Regions from separate parts of the Homo sapiens genome. Here region 1 is linked to region 2. A link is an interaction called in ENCODE POLR2A ChIA-PET data of the cell type or tissue named here. Cell type or tissue: Panc1. All regions are shown on one strand. Each heading gives the region's core, and the rest is flanking DNA. Links, peaks and the distances in the headings are about the cores only.

The links. ChIA-PET counts read pairs that join two places held together with the same protein. Peaks named below come from ENCODE experiments on the same cell type or tissue, not always from the same donor. Only the 100,000 strongest peaks of a DNase experiment are listed, where the experiment ranks them.
Region 1: POLR2A ChIA-PET joins it to region 2 with 5 read pairs; 2 of 35 experiments call an interaction of 5 or more read pairs at or near these places.

What each region holds. Positions count from the first base shown.
Region 1 is chr1:64,844,358-64,849,357 of GRCh38, reverse strand. JAK1 (Janus kinase 1) reads left to right here. Exons shown (of 25, transcript NM_002227.4): 13 at 1,683-1,826; 14 at 2,622-2,709; 15 at 3,718-3,845; 16 at 4,469-4,604. Among named protein-coding and RNA genes, the nearest start is that of RAVER2, 100 kb to the right of the region's middle. RefSeq lists enhancers at 1,556-2,755, 2,573-3,074. In Panc1, for the core only: no CTCF peak of the experiment used is centred there; no DNase peak of the experiment used is centred there.
Region 2 is chr1:64,903,352-64,916,452 of GRCh38, reverse strand. The region is part of intron 1 of JAK1 (Janus kinase 1); the gene reads left to right. Among named protein-coding and RNA genes, the nearest start is that of JAK1, 57 kb to the left of the region's middle. RefSeq lists an enhancer at 253-547. In Panc1, for the core only: no CTCF peak of the experiment used is centred there; no DNase peak of the experiment used is centred there; H3K27ac peaks cover 1,865 bases.

The DNA.
Region 1 (5,000 bases), core at 1-5,000, 64 kb after region 2:
ATGAGCTGCGTGTAGTGGTAAGCAGCTGTAGTCCCAGCTACTCAGGAGGCTGAGTTGGAAGGATTGCATAAGGCCAGGAGTTTGAGGTTGCAGTGAGCTATGATTGTGCTGCTGCACTCCCGCCAGGTGTTAGAGCGAGACCCTGTCTGGGGAAAAAAAAAAATCAGGGTCTCCTCCTGGAGGATGAACTCAAGTAGCTAGGCAAGGTGGAGGGAACAGCATCAGAGGAGGATGAAGTGGGCCATATGGGCCTTTGTGGGTCCCTGCAGAATCCTGACAGCATGGTGTCATGACTTGGCCACGGGAAGAGCAATTATTCTGAAAGCATATGGCTTTTACGGGATGTTCTGGGAATACAGCTTCCCATAACCTTGATGGATCACTTCATGACAGATGCAGCTTTAATGAATAGCCAAAGACCTTGCCAGGATACAGCAGACAGGGTGGATGCATCGCCATTCGGCTCTGACAGATAACAAATGGTGGCATTTGTGCAAATTAATATACCTGATTAACAATGGTGTATGTTCCTATGGGGGATAAGACTGATTCCCTAGGTATCAGTGACAGTCCCTTTTCTGCATTTCCAGGGGGTCCTCAAATAATAGAATAATGGATCTTCAGTTTACAAGTTTTGTGGTGCTAATGTCAACAACTTGACATTGCCTAAGTTTCGTGAATCCCATTTCGATTTCCAAATATTAAGAATTTTAAAAGCAGAATTATTGCAACTTGAACTGGAAGGGTCCTCAGAAATAGATCATGGTATGGCTAGGGCTTTGCACGGATCATCTCATTCAGTCCTCCTGCCACTCATCTGGGGGTATTGTTCCCTTTCACATGTCAGGAAATCCAGGACACATCACCCCAGGCTCCACCTTCATCTTCACATTGCCATCTCCTCTGTGAGGTTGCCAGGGCAAATGCAGGTGTACTTTGCACCACTAATTTTAAATCCTAGCGTGCATGCACACACATGAGCACACACACTGGATAAATGGATGGGAAACAGATGGTTCCAGTGTGAGAAACTGTGCCTACCTGTGCCAGAGGGCTTCAGATAACACATGGATCCACCAGATGGGTTTCTACGCATCCCCCCGTGTGCCTGAGTCTGTACCAGGAGCCTCCATCCCTGTTTCCTGGTTTGATTCTTACCACAGCCCTATGAGGTCAGTACCATTATTACCTCCATTTGCAGAAAGTGGGCAGAGATTGCCCCCATGTCACATGGCCAGCGGGTAGTAGAGCTGGGATTTGCAAGCCTCTTCACAGGGTAGCACAGCCTGTGAGTAGAGGAGCTGCCTGGGGGCTCCTCTCTTGAGTCTTCTCTGGAGGCCTGGGGTGGGACCCATGTGGCTGGCTGTTGATGGCCCTGTTTGCAGTGTCCTGACATGTTAGGACTGTGTTTTGGCCAAAGGCTGTTCCTAGGGGTAGAAAGCAAGGAGCCGTTTAGGGAGTAGGAGGACTGTCTCCTGGGGCCCAGCAAATGTCACCACTGTGTTTGGCCAAATAGCTTGTTGTTTTCTCTGGAGGCCTGGGGACCACGAGCTGGGGCAGGGAGCCCTCTTGCCTTTGCCCCATCCCATTGATAGTCCATGTTCCCATTGAGGACCCATTCCCAGACGGTCCATCACTTCAGGGCACAGAGAGGTCACCCAGCCTTCTGCTTCTTCCCTCAGGGCGAGCACCTTGGGAGAGGCACGAGAACACACATCTATTCTGGGACCCTGATGGATTACAAGGATGACGAAGGAACTTCTGAAGAGAAGAAGATAAAAGTGATCCTCAAAGTCTTAGACCCCAGCCACAGGGATATTTCCCTGGCAAGTGTCTTCCTCTGAACTCCTCCCCTCCCCTCTCCCGTTTCTGGAGCCAGTGGAACACAATGGGTTGAGAAGAACCCTTGCCCTTCTTGTGGCCCAGTGGTTTTCAAACTTGCCTTTTACTCAGAATTTTTTTCTCCACATATGATCTTAGTGGACCCTGCATGTAGAGTAAGTGAGGTGGGTTGAACAGCTCCTCACACTCAGCCTGTGCCCTCCCTTCCACCCCCAACCCCCACCTTTCCTAAGGACAGGTCCAGGTGGCTGTGCTGTGGAGCCCTAGGACTCTGGCCAAATGGTTCAAAGTTCCTGATACAGTCCATGGCTCTCACCACACAGTCTGGAAAACGAAAGCCCAGAGGAGTAAAAGGACTCACCCAGGATTCTACAGACTATTAGAGTGACACAGTCAAATCTTGAGCAGAGATCGGCTGCCTTCATTTCCCCTTTGTTCCAGCATAGTGCTAAATATGGGTATTTCCCAGAGCTGAAAGGAAGAGAGAGAGGTGGGCATGAGTATCCAGTGGGAAAATTCTTAGCCAGCTTCTCCCACCAGCCCTGCTCTGCATCCTGTTAGGTTTTCTAAATAAACCTCACATCCCTGCCAGGTTGGCCCAGAGAACAAGGCTTGGCAGTGCCTCTGGACAGCCAAGGCCAGAGGATTGATGTTCAGGGCCTGGGGTGGCGACAGTGGTGAGCTTTCCTGGGTCCACTGGCTTTCCCCTCAACAGAGCCCCTGGGGAGCAGCCCCCTGGAGGCTGGCCTGAGACATTCCTATGTCCTGCTCGCCCACAGGCCTTCTTCGAGGCAGCCAGCATGATGAGACAGGTCTCCCACAAACACATCGTGTACCTCTATGGCGTCTGTGTCCGCGACGTGGAGAGTAAGTGTGTTCTCTTTCAAAGGGGTGGGTGGCCTGGCTGGGGAGCTTGGGTGCTGTGGAGATGGTGGAGGCTCTTCCCACCCTCACGTTGCCCAGGCTTCTTGCCTTTCTTTTTGCAGTTGAGGAGATTGAGGGACTGAGCAGGTCATTTGCTTAAGTTAATAGTGGAGGTGGAACTAAAACCAATTGCTTTTCATTCATTTGTGTAATGTTTTCTTGTCAACGCTGGCCAAGAACCCTACACTGTGCTAGACCTGGGAGGCTGAGGTGAGTGAAATGAGGTCAAGGCCACAAGAGTCAGGCCCAAGGAGCTCTGGGCAGGTGAGCGAGGTGAGCGCACCCCACAAGCAGCAAGACGCTGGCTCCTCGAATGGACTGGCTTCCATTTTAACCACAGGCAGGCTTGGCCCTTTCTTGGTTGTCAAGCCACTGAGCCGGTGGGCCCTTGGGCTGCTGCTGCACACTGAGATGGAGGGGTGGCCTTGGCCTCTGAGTTCCTGACATGTAAGTTTGGAAGAAGAGCGATTTTTTTTTTAACCCCAAGTGACTTCTTCCCTGTGGAATCCAACAATGTGAGCTGTTCCGTGTACTCACACAGGAGTCCTGTTGAGAGGGAAGTTTTGCCGTGTGAGCGGCCTGACCTCTGCATCACAGTGTGTTGTAGAACAGCAGCAGTGGTGGCGGTTGTTCCCAGAGCCCTTGTTCTCTGTGTCAGGCCCTCCGCCAAGGCTTTCCAGGCCTTGTGACATTTAGCCGCCATCTGTTATTACAGATGAGGGAATTGAGGCTCAGAGAAGTGTCACTTGCTCAGTGCCACCGTTTAGAAGAAGAGCTTGGGGTTGAACTTGGCCTTTCCAGCTCTGAAGCCCCTGCACCATTGCACCCCCCAAGGATATCTGTGTACTCTGAGGCCGAGTAGTGTCCACTGAAGTGGACTGTCGTAAGGGGATGAAGGAGAGGACCGTGCCACAGACCAGGTTCCAGACATGGCTATTTTTATGCCTACAGATATCATGGTGGAAGAGTTTGTGGAAGGGGGTCCTCTGGATCTCTTCATGCACCGGAAAAGCGATGTCCTTACCACACCATGGAAATTCAAAGTTGCCAAACAGCTGGCCAGTGCCCTGAGCTACTTGGTGAGAATGTCCTGATGTCCATAATGGTCCCACCAGAAACCAGAGTGTCCTGGGAGGGGTGGCAGGAAGGAGGTGCTAGCCAAGCAGCTAGAGGGGCCTGTCCTTGGGTTCCATGGGGCCAGGGCTCTGTGGTTGAACAAAGGTGTGCCTGGTGCTTACTGAAGATGGTCGTTTGGGGCCGTTCCCTGTGCTCACATGAGTTCTGTTTAGTGGGAAATGTTAGCACGTCAGAGGGCCGACTTGCATACTGCAGCATATGGATGGCAAGGCTGAAAGCAGTGCAGTACGTGTTGAGTGAATGAGTGAACTGCCAGCATCTAGTAGCTGACGTGTGGAGTGCTCACCATGGGTCAGCTGTTCAGGCGTTTCACAGATTCTAATCAGTATCATGCTCACGAAGCCCAATGAGATACGTGCCACTATTTAGCCACATTCAGTGATGAGGGAGCTGGAGCCAAGGGGCACCTGTGATGTGCCTAAGTCACACAGATGATTGGCAGCAGGGCCAGGCTGTCCAGATCTGGCTGTAGCTGGGGGTAGGAAGAGATGACCTGAGGGACCAGGGTTGGAAATAGAATGCGGGAAGGAGCAGCTTGGCTAAACTTGACCTTTTTACTCTGCAGGAGGATAAAGACCTGGTCCATGGAAATGTGTGTACTAAAAACCTCCTCCTGGCCCGTGAGGGCATCGACAGTGAGTGTGGCCCATTCATCAAGCTCAGTGACCCCGGCATCCCCATTACGGTGCTGTCTAGGCAAGGTGTGTCTCCCCTCTCTTCCCTCTGGCCCCACCCCGAGTCAGGGGCAAGTCAGCAGAGAGAAGGGCTGGGCTGGGGTTGGTCTCCTTTTAGAGAGTCATTTTTTTTTTGTATTTTAGTAGAGACGGGGTTTCACCATGTTGGCCAGGATGGTCTTGATCTCCTGCCTTCTCTTAAGTCCTTGAACGAGCCCCCGTTCGTCCTCCTGCCCTGGGTGATGGCCCCCACCCTGGGATGTTTTGCTGATCCTAAGGCCAGGGCTTCAGAAGCCTGGCTTCACACGACCCTCCTGGGGAGCTTGGAGGCAGGGACCCATCTGCTGGCTGTGACCCAGACTGATGTATCAGAAGTGCTGGTGGTGGCTTGGAGGGCTGCACGCCTGCAGGCCCCCCGCACAG
Region 2 (13,101 bases), core at 3,075-8,074:
ACAATCATATAGGCTTGTGCAGTTACCACCCTAAACAAAATATAGAACATTTCTATCAACCTAGAAGTTCCGTAGGGCCCTTTCCCAGCTGTGTTTTCATTTCTGTTATTATCTTTTTAATATTCGAGAGCTCCTTTTTTCTCTGAAATGTTACTTTAAAAAAGAAACATTTTATTCTTGATTCACAAATAAAAGGTATTCTTTTATCTTTCTGAAGACATTAATTTTTAAAGTTTTCTCTCTGTGTAATGTTTTCTCTGAGTTGCTTTTTTCTATCTCCATGTCTGCATTAGAGGCTTTCCTCAGACATATGTTTACCTTGGCTGTTTGTTTATGATTAAACTTGGAGGAAGGCTGAGCATGTGCCTCGGGCTTGTGAACTTTGAACGTCACTAAGAGTGAGCCATTCATTGGGGAACTCCCAGCCTCTGTGTCTTTAGGTCAGTCCTGGTGAGATGGTCACATTCCTCAGAAGACAGTATTCCAGTCTCTCACCTGGAGGGCTAGGGACTGGCTGCCAGCATTTCTGGAGCTGCAGGGAAGAGGGTGAAGGCTGTAGCATCCTGGCCCCCAGCACTCAGCATGTGTGCAGATGCCGTCTTTCTGCGTGCCCAGAGGTTCCCATGCTTCACCTGACATCTCTAGTTACAGGACCCTTTGTCTTATCCTTTCCAGAAACTAAACCTCTAGATATGTGTTTCCTTATAATAAAATAGTCACTAGCCACATGGTAGCCACTTAAATTTAAATTAACATTTAATAAAATTAAGAAATCGGTTTCTCAGTTACAGTAGCCATCTTTTAAATGCCTGGTAGCCACATGTGACTGGCTGCCGTACTGGACACAGCACAGATACAAAACGTTTCCATTATTGTGGACCATTTTACTGGACAGTGCTGGTCTAGACTTTTGCTGGGGCAGAGGAGTGGCCAACGGGATTCTTTTTCTCAAACACCTTTCTCTGGCCCTCTTTCTTCACCCCAGTTACTGGTGCTTCCTTCCAGTTCCTGTGACTTTGGAGACTTCTGTGGTATACGTTAATTTGGTTATCAGCTTTTGCCATTGTCAGCTTGGGATTCAGTATTTGTGGATTATCGAAGTCAATTTTTTTTTTACATATCCAACTACTTTCCAGTTTCCAAAGTTGTAGTTTTCTCCTCTTCTTTTCCCCTTACATATTTGTGAATTTGGTCTTAAACAGAAAAGCCATGCTGTATTTATTATACTACTTTATATATTTTAAAAATATGTACTATATTTTAGTGGAGTTTCAGAAGGGAGTGAAATTGGGTATTTCTGTTCAATCTGCCATTTTAGCTGGGAATCCTGCCTCATTTACCTTCACAATCCTATAAGGTATATATGTGGTTATTCTCATTTTATAGTGAAGAGAGGCAGGTAAAATAATTGACTCAAGGTCACATAGCTAGTAAGTGGGATTTGAAGTTGGATCAGACTTAAAAAATCAGAGAGCTTTTTTTATTAAATAGTGTTGTGCCTTATCTTGTATTGAGGAAAGACCCACCCATCACACGTTCCCCAAGTTGCAATACTATAGTTATAGTTGTGTTTTAAATACCATGTGTTTGGCTGGGCACAGTGGCTCATGCCTGTAATCCTAGCACTTTGGGAGGCAGAGATGGGTGGATCACTTGAGGTCAGGAGTTCAAGACCAGCCTGGCCAACATGGTGAAACCCCATCTCTACTAAAAATACAAAAATTAGCCGGGCATGGTGGTGCACACCTGTAATCCCAGCTACTCAGGAGACTGAGGCAGGAGAATCACTTGAACCCCAGAGGCAGAGGTTGCAGTGAGCTGAGATCACGCCACTGCGCTCCAGCCTGGGTGACAGATGAGACTCTGTCTCAAAAAAACAAAACAAAACCATGTATTTGCCCAGATACTTCCCAGTTATCCTTACAACCACTTAATAAAAGAGGTCAGCCTTGGATAGTTCTGTCTCAGAAAGGTTCTTTTCTCCTCAGCTGTTTATTTCGTTGTTTTGGGACTTTACAACCTCTAAACTTTGTGTTAGCTTTTTCTTTAGCAGTTCTCAAAGTGTTTAGAGTCAGAAGCATTCCATTGTTTAACTTAAACCTTTTATTTGAAGCATCTATGGTCATTCTCTTATATTAAAATTGTTCCCTCTTCATTTAACCTCACTTTCCATAAGGCAGCGAGTAGATCGTGTTTATTTTTGAATCCCTAGTGCCTGGCCCCTTGTCTGAGGTAGGGGATTCATAGTGTTTGGTTCAACATCATCTTTTATTTGGACCATTGCAGTTGCTTCCAAACTGCTGGTCTCTGCCTTCTGTCAGCTGCTCTCAAAATGACCTGACATTGGTCTTTCTCAAAATCAACAATCACTGGCCTCCTCTAACCTGCATTGTAGAGTCTTGGCTACTCAGCATGGTCTAGAGGGTTGACCACGCCTGCCTCTGTCCACTGCTGTAGCCCCATGTCTGGCCACTCACCCCCCAACGCACCCTCCAGTGCACCAATGTGCACTTTGTGAAAGGACCACTACATGCTCTCAAACTTGTGCTCTTATTTCTGCCAGAAATGTGCTATCTCCAGTCCCACCTATTTCTGTTATTTAATATCTATTTTTCTGCAAATCCCAGCCCCAGGACATTCTCTGTGAAACCTCGTCTGATCCACCCTTATATGGAGTTAGAAGATTATTTTTGCTCCCACACACTTCCTTTCAATTCCTCCCTCCCTCCCTCCCTCCCTCCCTCCCTTCTTTCCTTCCTTCCTTCCTTCCTTCCTTCCTTCCTTCCTTCCTTCCTTCTTTCCTTCCTTCCTCCCTTCCTCCCTCCCTCCCTCCCAAATGGAATCTTGCCATATGTATTATTCTGCAGTTTGATTTTTCTCCTTAATACGAAGCTTATCATGTTGTAACTATTGAATGATTAGTCAGTTCTATTAGTGTCTGGTTCATAGGAATTATTATCATTGTATGACCAATTTCTAGCACAGAGGCTGGCACATTGTAGGCACACAAAAATTATTTATTGAGTGAAATTGAGCCATGGTGTTGAGTGAGTCCATGGCAGTTCACTTGCCATTTATTGTCTTTGAATTCTGCTGTCAGTAGGGTGGTCATATGTTCCAGTATATGCCTATTCCTATTTTCCCAGCATAGTTATGAATAGTTCCTGATGTTTTAATATCTCCTAGTTGGTACAGTAAATTATATGGACACCCCAGCCTGGGCAATAAGGCGAGACCCTGTCTCTACAAAAAAATAGAAAAATTAGCCAGGCGTGATGGTGTGCACGCCTGTAGTCTCGGCTATTCTGGACGTTGAGGTGGGAGGATTCAGCATTGAGCCTGGGAGGCCAAGATTGCAGTGAGCCAAGATTGTGCCACTGCACTCCAGCTTGGGTGACAGAGTGAGACCTGTCTCAAAAAAACTTATATATAATTTTTATATGTATATGGCCACCCTACCAATTAAACAGATCTAAGTGGAAGCTCATTTTACCTTATCCAGTGGAACAGCTAGAGAGTAATAAATATTTGGGGTATGAGGTTGCATTTGAAACATTGAATCCAGTTTCTTTCCAGCCAGCCAATCAGCAAAGCCCCAAATCACACACTGGAAAAAATTACCTTTGATGCATCTTCAAAGCCTAAATGTTTCATGTTCCAGAAGGACTGCTGATTCCTTTTAGAAGTACTTTTACAAGAAGTGGTTTACCTTTCAGAAATGGACCTTTTTTTGTTGTTCTGCCGCTTCCCAGCAGTATGACCTTGGCAAAGTTCTCCCGGAATGTAAAATGGGGATGAGAGTAGTCCTGCTTTACAGGGTTAATGTGGCAATTGAGATCATTCATGTAGAGTGATTAGCATTGTTAGTGGCATAGTAAGTGCTTAGCAAATATCAGCTTTTATTATTGGTGTTATGATCGTGACCATTACTATCTTTTGACATAGACTAGTTTAGAAGACGTTGGTTATGGTCTTGAAAGGAGTGACTAGGATCTGCCCCACAGCTTTCTGATTGCAATGTGTATGCCCTTAACTGCCTGTCAATGCAGGATGCTACTGCACTGTAGAGGATGGAAAAAGAAAATCAGTAAGAAGAAATCATGTGTGGGTTGCAAAGGAGAGAGTAGAATGACATAACTGTGGTTGCTAGTGAGTCAGGGGCTAGCTGTGTCTACCTTGGAAATCTTGGGTGGGTCAGATTTGGATTGACATTAGAACAGATGGGCCTCAGAATCACCTGGAGAGTTCAAAAAATTGTCTACTCTGGGTTCCAGCCTCGGAGACCCTGATGGATGTAGGGTAAGGATTGGAATTCATATATTTTTAAAAAGCTCCCAGGTAATTCTGATACACAGCTGGGTTTGAGAATTACTCGATGGAGTGACCATTTATTACCTAATAATTCTGTAAAGCATTTCCTGATCATTTGCTATTTAATGTAAGGCAGATGATGACATAGGGGTCAGAAAACAGAGGAAGATTATTGGAGAGCCTGAATTAATGGAATTAAATTTTATGAGAGTTTTGAATTTAAGCCTGTCATGAATCTGTGTTGTTGTTGTCTAGGATCCTTGCCTATATTTAGATCATTTGAAATGAAATAACAGAAAATTGTGAAATCAGGAACAAAGTCCTGTTAGAAATGTAAAATAATCAAAATATGAACCTAGCTATGCTTGGATTTAAAACTGAAAGGTAGATATTTTCTCCTGACATTTGAAAATGTTTTCAACTTTTATTGCTCTTACTGGAAAGGAGAAAGAACTTAGCTAGGTGCATATCATGGATACTTGACTGGGTCCAGGTCATTACTTAGATGATTTAATGGAAGGGCATTGGGTTAGGAGTCAGTAGACCTGCGTGGAGTCTCAGCTCAGATACTTCTCTTTGCAAAACCTGAGTTAGTTACTTCAGTCATCTTTTTGGCATGTATTTACATATCTGTAAAACGGAGACAATGTTATTGGCCTCTATCCGGCATGATATTGTTGGGGGTGTAATGAGGACATGTATGTGATAGGAATGTAAAGCTGTGATGAACACAGAGAGTGACCATATGTCTCTGTTTGCCTGGGGCAGCCCCAGTTTACACCTGTTGTTGGGTATAATTATTGATAGCACACTCTTTAACTCTCAGGTATCCCAGTTTGGCTGATAAATTATATGGTCACCCTGTATTCATAACACCCATCTATTGTTTACTATTAATCTTTCGAAGTAGGAAGGTTTTCTGGCCTCATTCCTGTGGCCCCAAATCCCTCACCAAATAAGTATTTCTTAGATGCTTTCTGGTAGTTTTCTTCAATTTTATGTGAATTTCATCTCTCCAACTACATTGGTCAGTAGATAATAATTGTTTTTTTTTTTCACTCCTGAATAATTTTCTTGTTTATCATGGTATTAGCATTTTAAACATTCTAATTGCCCATTTTGGTTGGTGCATCTTAAGAAAGTAAATTTGAAGTGCAGGCAGAGGACAGAGGAACCCCAGCGGGAAATGGCTTTGTGGAAGTACACTAAAAATGAAGAGTACAGTTTGTTTGCTGATGTTCTGACTTGGTGTTTTGGAATCTAAATGCCCTATGTTGATTTTTTTTTTTTTTTTTTTTGAGACAGAGTCTTGCTTTGTCATCCAGGCTGGAGTGCAGTGGCGCAATCTCGACTCAGTGCAACCTCTGCCTCCCAGGTTCAAACTATTCTCCTGCGTCAGTCTCCTACTGTAATCTCAGTAGCTGGGACTACAGGCGCTCGCCACCATGCCTGGCTAATTTTTGTATTTTCAGTAGAGACAAGGTTTCGCCATGTTGGCCAGGCTGGTCACGAACTCCTGACCTCAAGTGATCAGCCCGCCTTAGCCTCCCAAAGTGCTGGGATTCCAGGCGTGAGCCACCACACCTGGCCATATGTTGATATTTCTAAGTACAGCGTTAACTCTTCAAAGTAATTGGGAAGACCACAAAAGCTCTAGATGAAATTTCAAATCTCCCTCTTCCCCCGGAGAAATTTAAGAACTACCATCAGAAAAACTTTTCATTCCTCAAATAACATTTTCTTTTCCCTTTTTTGACAACGAGAGCAATGCATTTGATCATGTTTCTCCCCTGCTTTTTTTTTGACCCCTAGGAAACTCAAAGCCAAATTCGTAGCCCATCCTTAATGTCTATGTGGAAAGCAGTAGACTACAAATAACTTTCCACTAGCCTTGACTTTTTGTCCCGTATTACAATCTCCTTAGTCCTGGATTTTAAAAATACGTATTTCTGTTTTATTCAATGTGTTCTTATAAACTGCCTTGGAATCTTGTGGGTTAAGTTAAAGATTAAATAAATAACGAATATAAAGATGGTATCATAGTTTCAACATTATTTTCATGAAATTGTTTGAAATTTAGAAGGCACAAGCTTTTGTGGTACAGAGACCTATACTGCCTGAGAGTCAATAAAGAATATACTCTGGTCTACCATCCCACTGAGGAGGTCACCTCCCACCAGAACAGGGCTAAAGAGAGCAAATTACCTCCATATGTTGCCTATTAACCTCTTGGACAAATGATTGGTAACACTTAGTGTATGCAGGTGGGAATAAGAGCAAGCGCCTGTCTTATTTTTTTGAGACCCTGTCTTATTTTTTTGTGTGATGGTCTCACTGTTGTCCAGGCTGGAGTGCAGAGGTGCTGTCACAGCTCATTGCAGCCTCGACCTCCCAGGCTCAGGTGATCCTCCCACTTCAGCCTCCCAAGTAGCTGGGACTACAGGCATGTGCCACCACACCTGGCTAAATTTTTTTTTTTTTTTTGGAGAGAGGGGGTTTCACTATGTTGCCTAGGCTGGTCTTGAACTCCTGGCCTCAAGAGATCCTCTTGCCTCATCCTTCCAAAGTGCTGGGATTACAAGCGGGAGCCACTGTGCCTGGCCTAGAAGATCTGTTTTCTTTTCTCTGAATAATTCTTGTGACACTGTCTCTCCCTCCATCTCTTTCTGTTTCTTTGTCATTTTTCCCAGCTATCCTTTTTTCCTTGTCTTGTCCTCTTCTCCCCTCCATCCTAAAACCTTTGATCACAAGCTAGTTTCCTTTCCACATCATCTGCTCCCCTCTACTAAACGCTATTTCGCCCCCACCTGCTTTCAGCTGTGCTTGCCTCTGAGCCCCTCTTTCACCACGGCCCAGATGGGGTGCACGTGCCAGCTTCCCTGTCAGCAGCTCTTGTGAGCAGCAACTGCTGCTAACAAGCTTCCCGAAAACTAGGAAAAGAGATACACCATTAAATACCAAGCAGTAATTTGGAGACAAAAGAAAACATCACATCTGATTGGAATGCCTTACGTTGCATCCAGATAGTTTGGTAGGAAGGAGAAATAAAAATGTGGCGGATAGCTAGCATAATGCTAGATAGCAGTAGCAGTAGAATCTCAGTTCTTCTGTCTTTTTGTAATTAGCTCGTTCGTTCGTTCATTCATTCATTCATTCTTTCACTCAGCAACCACTTATCTGTGTCTGTTATATTGCCAGTAGTGTTTTCTTGGGTCTGGGCTTTTTGATGATAGAGCTTTCTGAGACCTGGGACCTGGCCTGGGAATTTAGTATTCGCTTGCTTTCTGGGCTGGAGAAAGACTGCCTCTAATTATACAGTTTCTCCTATGCATAGAGGTTATATTCATAAATACAGTGTACACTGAATCTTTATTTTAACAAGGGGTGTGTGTGTGTGTGTGTATGTTTGCCATGAACATACACACAGTATATTCTAAAAATTGTGGGCATATGCTTCCATTTTAACAAGCTTGAAATACAGCAATTTGAATATCTGATTAAGATTATTCAAATACTATTTTACTAGTAAAAGGAATAAAAACCTGAAGACTAGGCAAGATAGAAGACTTAACCATCTGCTTCTGCTCTGGGGTTTTTGGGACCTTCTCCCAAAAGCACTAATTTAAGTAAAACATAATTAATATATATATTTTTCAATCTACGTAGTAAAACTTTTACTAATTGGAACAAATGAGAAGGAAGACTTGCCTGAACATATTGAAAGCTGCACAGTAGAATATGTAAAAAGGAATGGCACAAGTGGAAATGGTGGCTCAGTAGAGAGCCCCATATCATGTTGAGATGAATAAGGATAGAGCTGAATAGATGCATCATTTTGAGAGGGTCACTGCCGTGAGAGTAAGTACCAGAAAAACTAGCCTTATAAGCCTTATATATGGCTTAATAGAGGTTTAATGTTTAAGAATTTGATAAGAATTACTTGTGATTAGTGCATTAAAGTTCTAACCTGAGCAGTACTGACTTGACTTCTCTTTATATTACCAATACTATTTAGAGATAAATGGGTATTCCTAAAGTGTCTGAAATGTTCTGTCTGTTAAGGAGGTCAGTAGTCTACTTTGTCACTTTTTTTTCTTTACCAGTTTCATTTTTGGACAGATGGTACAATGCTCTATACACTTGTGAGCATGTCTCAAGTTCCATATTCGAAAAATATGATTTAAAAGTGTTTAGGCTAGTGAGAATAACAGAGTTAAGAGTCATAATTGTATTTCAATTAATGAATACAGTTTTGGTGTGAGCTGGGTCTACTTTGCTTTTTAGTAGTCCATATTACTTGATAGTAAAGAGACATGTGCGTTTCAGTAGTATGTGTTTTATTACACTTGGAGGTAACTTCTGTGTCCTTTCAGGGGCTCCACCTATAAAATTAGGGAGATCCTGGCATGTCAGGGCTGAGGGTACACTCATAACACATCTTGTTTTTTTTAACTTTAAGTTCAGGGGTACATGTGCAGGTTTGTTATATAGGTAAACTTGTGCCATGCATGTTTGTTGTACATATTATTTCATCACCCAGGTATTAAGCCTAGCACCCATTAGTTATTTTTCCTGATCCTCTCCCTCCTCCCACCCTTCACCCTCCAATTGGCCCCAGTGTGTGATGTTCCCCGCTGTGTGTCCAAACATATCTTATTTGTATGTCTTATTGAACCTGGGCTCAGGGAGGTGAAAGGATTTATTATGGCAGAGCCTTTAACGGGTCCAGCACTTTTTCTAAATTCTACTTTGCTGTAGGTCTGAGAAAAGCCCAGAAGTTTATTGTGCTAGAACAATGTTATTCTCTCTTTCAGAATCAAAACCTTTCAGAACCCAGCCTTTTCATTTTCTAATAGCTATTCCTCCCTAAAGGATGCCAGGAGGAATATGTAAGTATATTTAGATAGAACGTATGCATACATCTCCATGTCTTAGAAACACCTCCACTTCCAACCCCATGTACTGTTATTTTCATTTCAGAACTGGAATTAGGCTGTGGAAGCATCTGAATTGTTCCCCTCCCTATCATCTTTTCTCTTTTTACAAATACAGTTTTACCAAAACAAACCCAGTTATAAAGGCATTACTGGAAAGTTTACTGTACTTTGGATCCATAAATATTCTTTTTTTTTTTTTTGTGCTTCTCCTCACTGTTAAGAGAAGTCTGCTGGACAAGGAGTTTTGAGTATGTGCATTTAGTGGGTAGATAGTGGTAAAAGGAAAAAGAAAAACATGCACTGGCATGAAAGGTAGTAGTATACACTCCTCCGTTTTTCCTTTAAAGCTTTAAGAGGTAGTGTGGAATAGCAGAAACAGTCCTTCCCTATATTTCTAAAGATCTGGGTTCAAGACCTGGCTTTTGCCATTTACTTGCTCTATGAGTCATATCACCTCTCTGTGTCAATATTTATGTATTCACTCACCACTTATTGAGCTTTGTCTGTCATACACTGCAGATACAACAAAACTGTCACAGCCCTGCCTTCTTGATGCTTATGTTAAGACAATGATAGTGACTGAGAATGGCGTAGTAGCAGTGTAGGTGGCGAGAAATCGTGGGATATGGGACATATTTTGAAGCTAAAGCTGATAGAATTGGTGATGGTTTAGATGTGGGATGTGAGAGAAAGATGTGTCAAGACTGACTGCTGGGGGGTTTTGCTTCTACAACATGGTGAATACTGGCATTTACTGAGAGAGTGAATGCTGGGGAGGAGGGAGGAGGTGTGTGTTGATGGTGTGGGAATTCCAGGTTGCTTTTTATATAGATGATGGTTTGGATGCCTGTTAACTTCCAAGTAGAGATGCTGAAGAGGTAGTTGGGATTTTTTTTTTTTTTTCTTTTTTGAGATGGAGTTTTGCTTTTGTTGCCCAGGCTGGAGAGCAATGGTGTAGTCTTGGCTTACTGCAGCTCCCGCCTCCCAGGTTCAAACAATTCTGCTGCCTCAGCCTCCCAAGTAACTGGGATTACAGGCATGCACCACCACGCCCAGCTAATTTTGTATTTTTAGTAGAGATGGGGTTTCACTGTGTTGGTCAGGCTGATCTTGAACTCCTGACCTCAAGTGATCCACTCACCTTGGCCTCCCAAGGTAGTTGGATATTTGAGATCGGAGTTCTGAGATAGAAATTTGGACATTGTTGGCATGCATGTGGCATTTGAACCATGCAACAGGGTGAGATCACTTCAGTAGATAGAGAAAAAGTGAAGATTGAGGCCTGAGTCCTTGGGCCACCGACATTTGGAGACTGAGAAGTGGGGGAGCTCCCTCTGGCCTCTGAGAATGAGAATGCTGGAACCTGACCTCTTTTCCTCATTTAGGTTGTTTGTAGGGATCATGTGAGATAGGTACACATAAACACACATCAAAAACAACTTAGTGCTTAATTGCATGACTAAATATAGGAGTAAGGGAGGTTACATGGATAAATCACTTTTTCACTTGATTTTTCTTCTGAAAGTCTATTTTATGGGATTGGGTGAGGTGCGTGCAAATTTGTTATATGGCAGAGGTTCCCAATGTGTAGATGTGTAAATGTGGGATTTAAGGGAGTGAAGACAGGGAGGGTATTTGGGAAATTTTACAGGGGGCCTACTGTACAATATCTGCTTTCAATACGATTATTTCTTTCTTTATTAGTCCAGAAATATATATAGCAGTAGGATCCATGAGCTATTACCTTTAACAGGATTCTCATACTAAAAAAATTTAACACTGATATTTGACATATGTAGAGCTATGTACATTTATAAAAACATGTATGCATTCTAAATGTGAATCGGATACAGTTGACGTTGTCTGCTTTTGTGGACAGATATCTGCTTGGATTCCCAGGTTTTCGTAAGCTGTTTGAACTTGTTTCATCTCAGTCTGCTCTGCCCCTTCTCTGTCACCGTCCTCGCACTGGAGATGAGGCAGGGTTTCCTGAACTGTGGGCTCTGTTCTGGGAAGACCCTGTAGCCAGCTCCTAGAGAAGACTTGCAGAAAGATGTGGGATGAGAACAGGAAGATCAAGTGGGTTGAAGGGGAAAAAACAAGAAGGCCGAGGCAAATAAAGGCAGAGGATCATTTGGGAGGGAGTTGAGGAAAGGGGCCTCCACTGTTCCCTAGGTGACCATATTTTCTCTCCCTCTTTGGGTTATTTTCTTTGTGCCTACCTGTTTTATCAGAATTGCAAGGATTTTTCCCAGGTGTTTGGGTTGTTGAGTAGTAGGTAAATATAACTTTTTCCGGGCATTACCTTCTGGAATATCTGCTTGAAGGTAAAATTGCAAAAATGGCTCATTCTCCCCTACTTTTATGAACACTGTTTTAGTCTAATCTTATTATATTGAAATCTTAGATTTTATCCCATGCTTGTGTTTATCCAATTTTATAGGGTGTGTGTGTGTGTATATATGTGTGTGGGGAATGTGAATATATGTGAATGAATGCCTTTTCTAGAGAATCTGGTATATTAAGTCATCTACCCAAGAAGAAAAGTCTTCTGAGATTGATGCTGTCAGATAAATCTATAGAATTTGAGAAATGAAAGAGAGCATAGAGAACATCTGATCCGGACTTTTCCAAATGTATATTCCATTAAAAAAGAAGTGCCTTGGTCTGATGATTTTTTTGGGAGTTGGAGACTCACTGCATTTATTAACTATGAAAGGCTTAAGAGCTCTTGCTGTTAAAAATATTATTTAACTATGTTTAACCAGTGTTTCTCCAATTTTTTCACTATGGACCCTCATTTTCCTTCTCTCTCTTTTTAGAAGGATATGTACATAGAACAGTTACTATCATTGCACAGAAGTACAAGATTCCAGAAAACATAATTTGGGAATGCTAATTTAATTCTTACCTTCAAATTGAATGCGATACTTCATTTCTGTTGGTTTGTGTTCCCATATGTAGTATGAGCAGGTTGAATGAATTAATCAATTACTGTGTCACTCCTGACTGTGACATTTTCTGGTTCTGATTCGTTAAATCAATATTTAAAAATTATATCTGTTTCTATATTAAAGAACCTTGTCTTTTTTGTTCCTTACTAGAACCATAGTGTCTAATACAGTGCCTGACACATAGTAGTGTCTCAGTAAATGTTACTGAACAAATATATACCTGTTAGATTCAGAGCACTGAACTAGCTATGTCTTGAGGCTGCAGAGAGAATGATCTTGTTTTTGCTCTCAAGGAACTTGTAGTCAAGTCATTAACTTTCCTAAGAGCATGGAATGTGCCATGGAGAGGTCCCAAATTAGAGCTTGATTGTGATAATCTATAGGACAAAGATAGATTGGACATTATTTCTGACCCTGTGTCAGATGTGTGGATTACAACACAGCTGGGTTATGTTAACATAACTTTCATGACAAGAAGTGTCTTTCAGTAATAGTCACTGCAGCAGCCACATAGTCGTTTTATCCCTGGCAAAGACTTTATGATGCTATCAGCACTAAGAGATTGGAGCTAGTATTATTCCCATTTTAGTAGATAAAAGAGCTAAGGCTCAGAGATTTAGAGACATGTCTAAGTTGACATACCTCCTGACTGAAAAGCCAGAATTAGGACCCAGGTATGTGATTCTAAACCTTGTGCACTTATCCACTAGGCTTCCTGTCCTCTCACCAATACTAGTATCTTTCATTGTCTCATTTGTATTAGAAGCTCACCTTGAACAGGCTCAGAGAATTACACATTTCCAGTCTTCATTGTGTCCCTGCTCTGCTCCCTCTGTCCCCATGCCATGAGGGCTGCTTTCTTTACAGCTGATGTGCTAGCTAGGGTGAGTTTTGGAGCA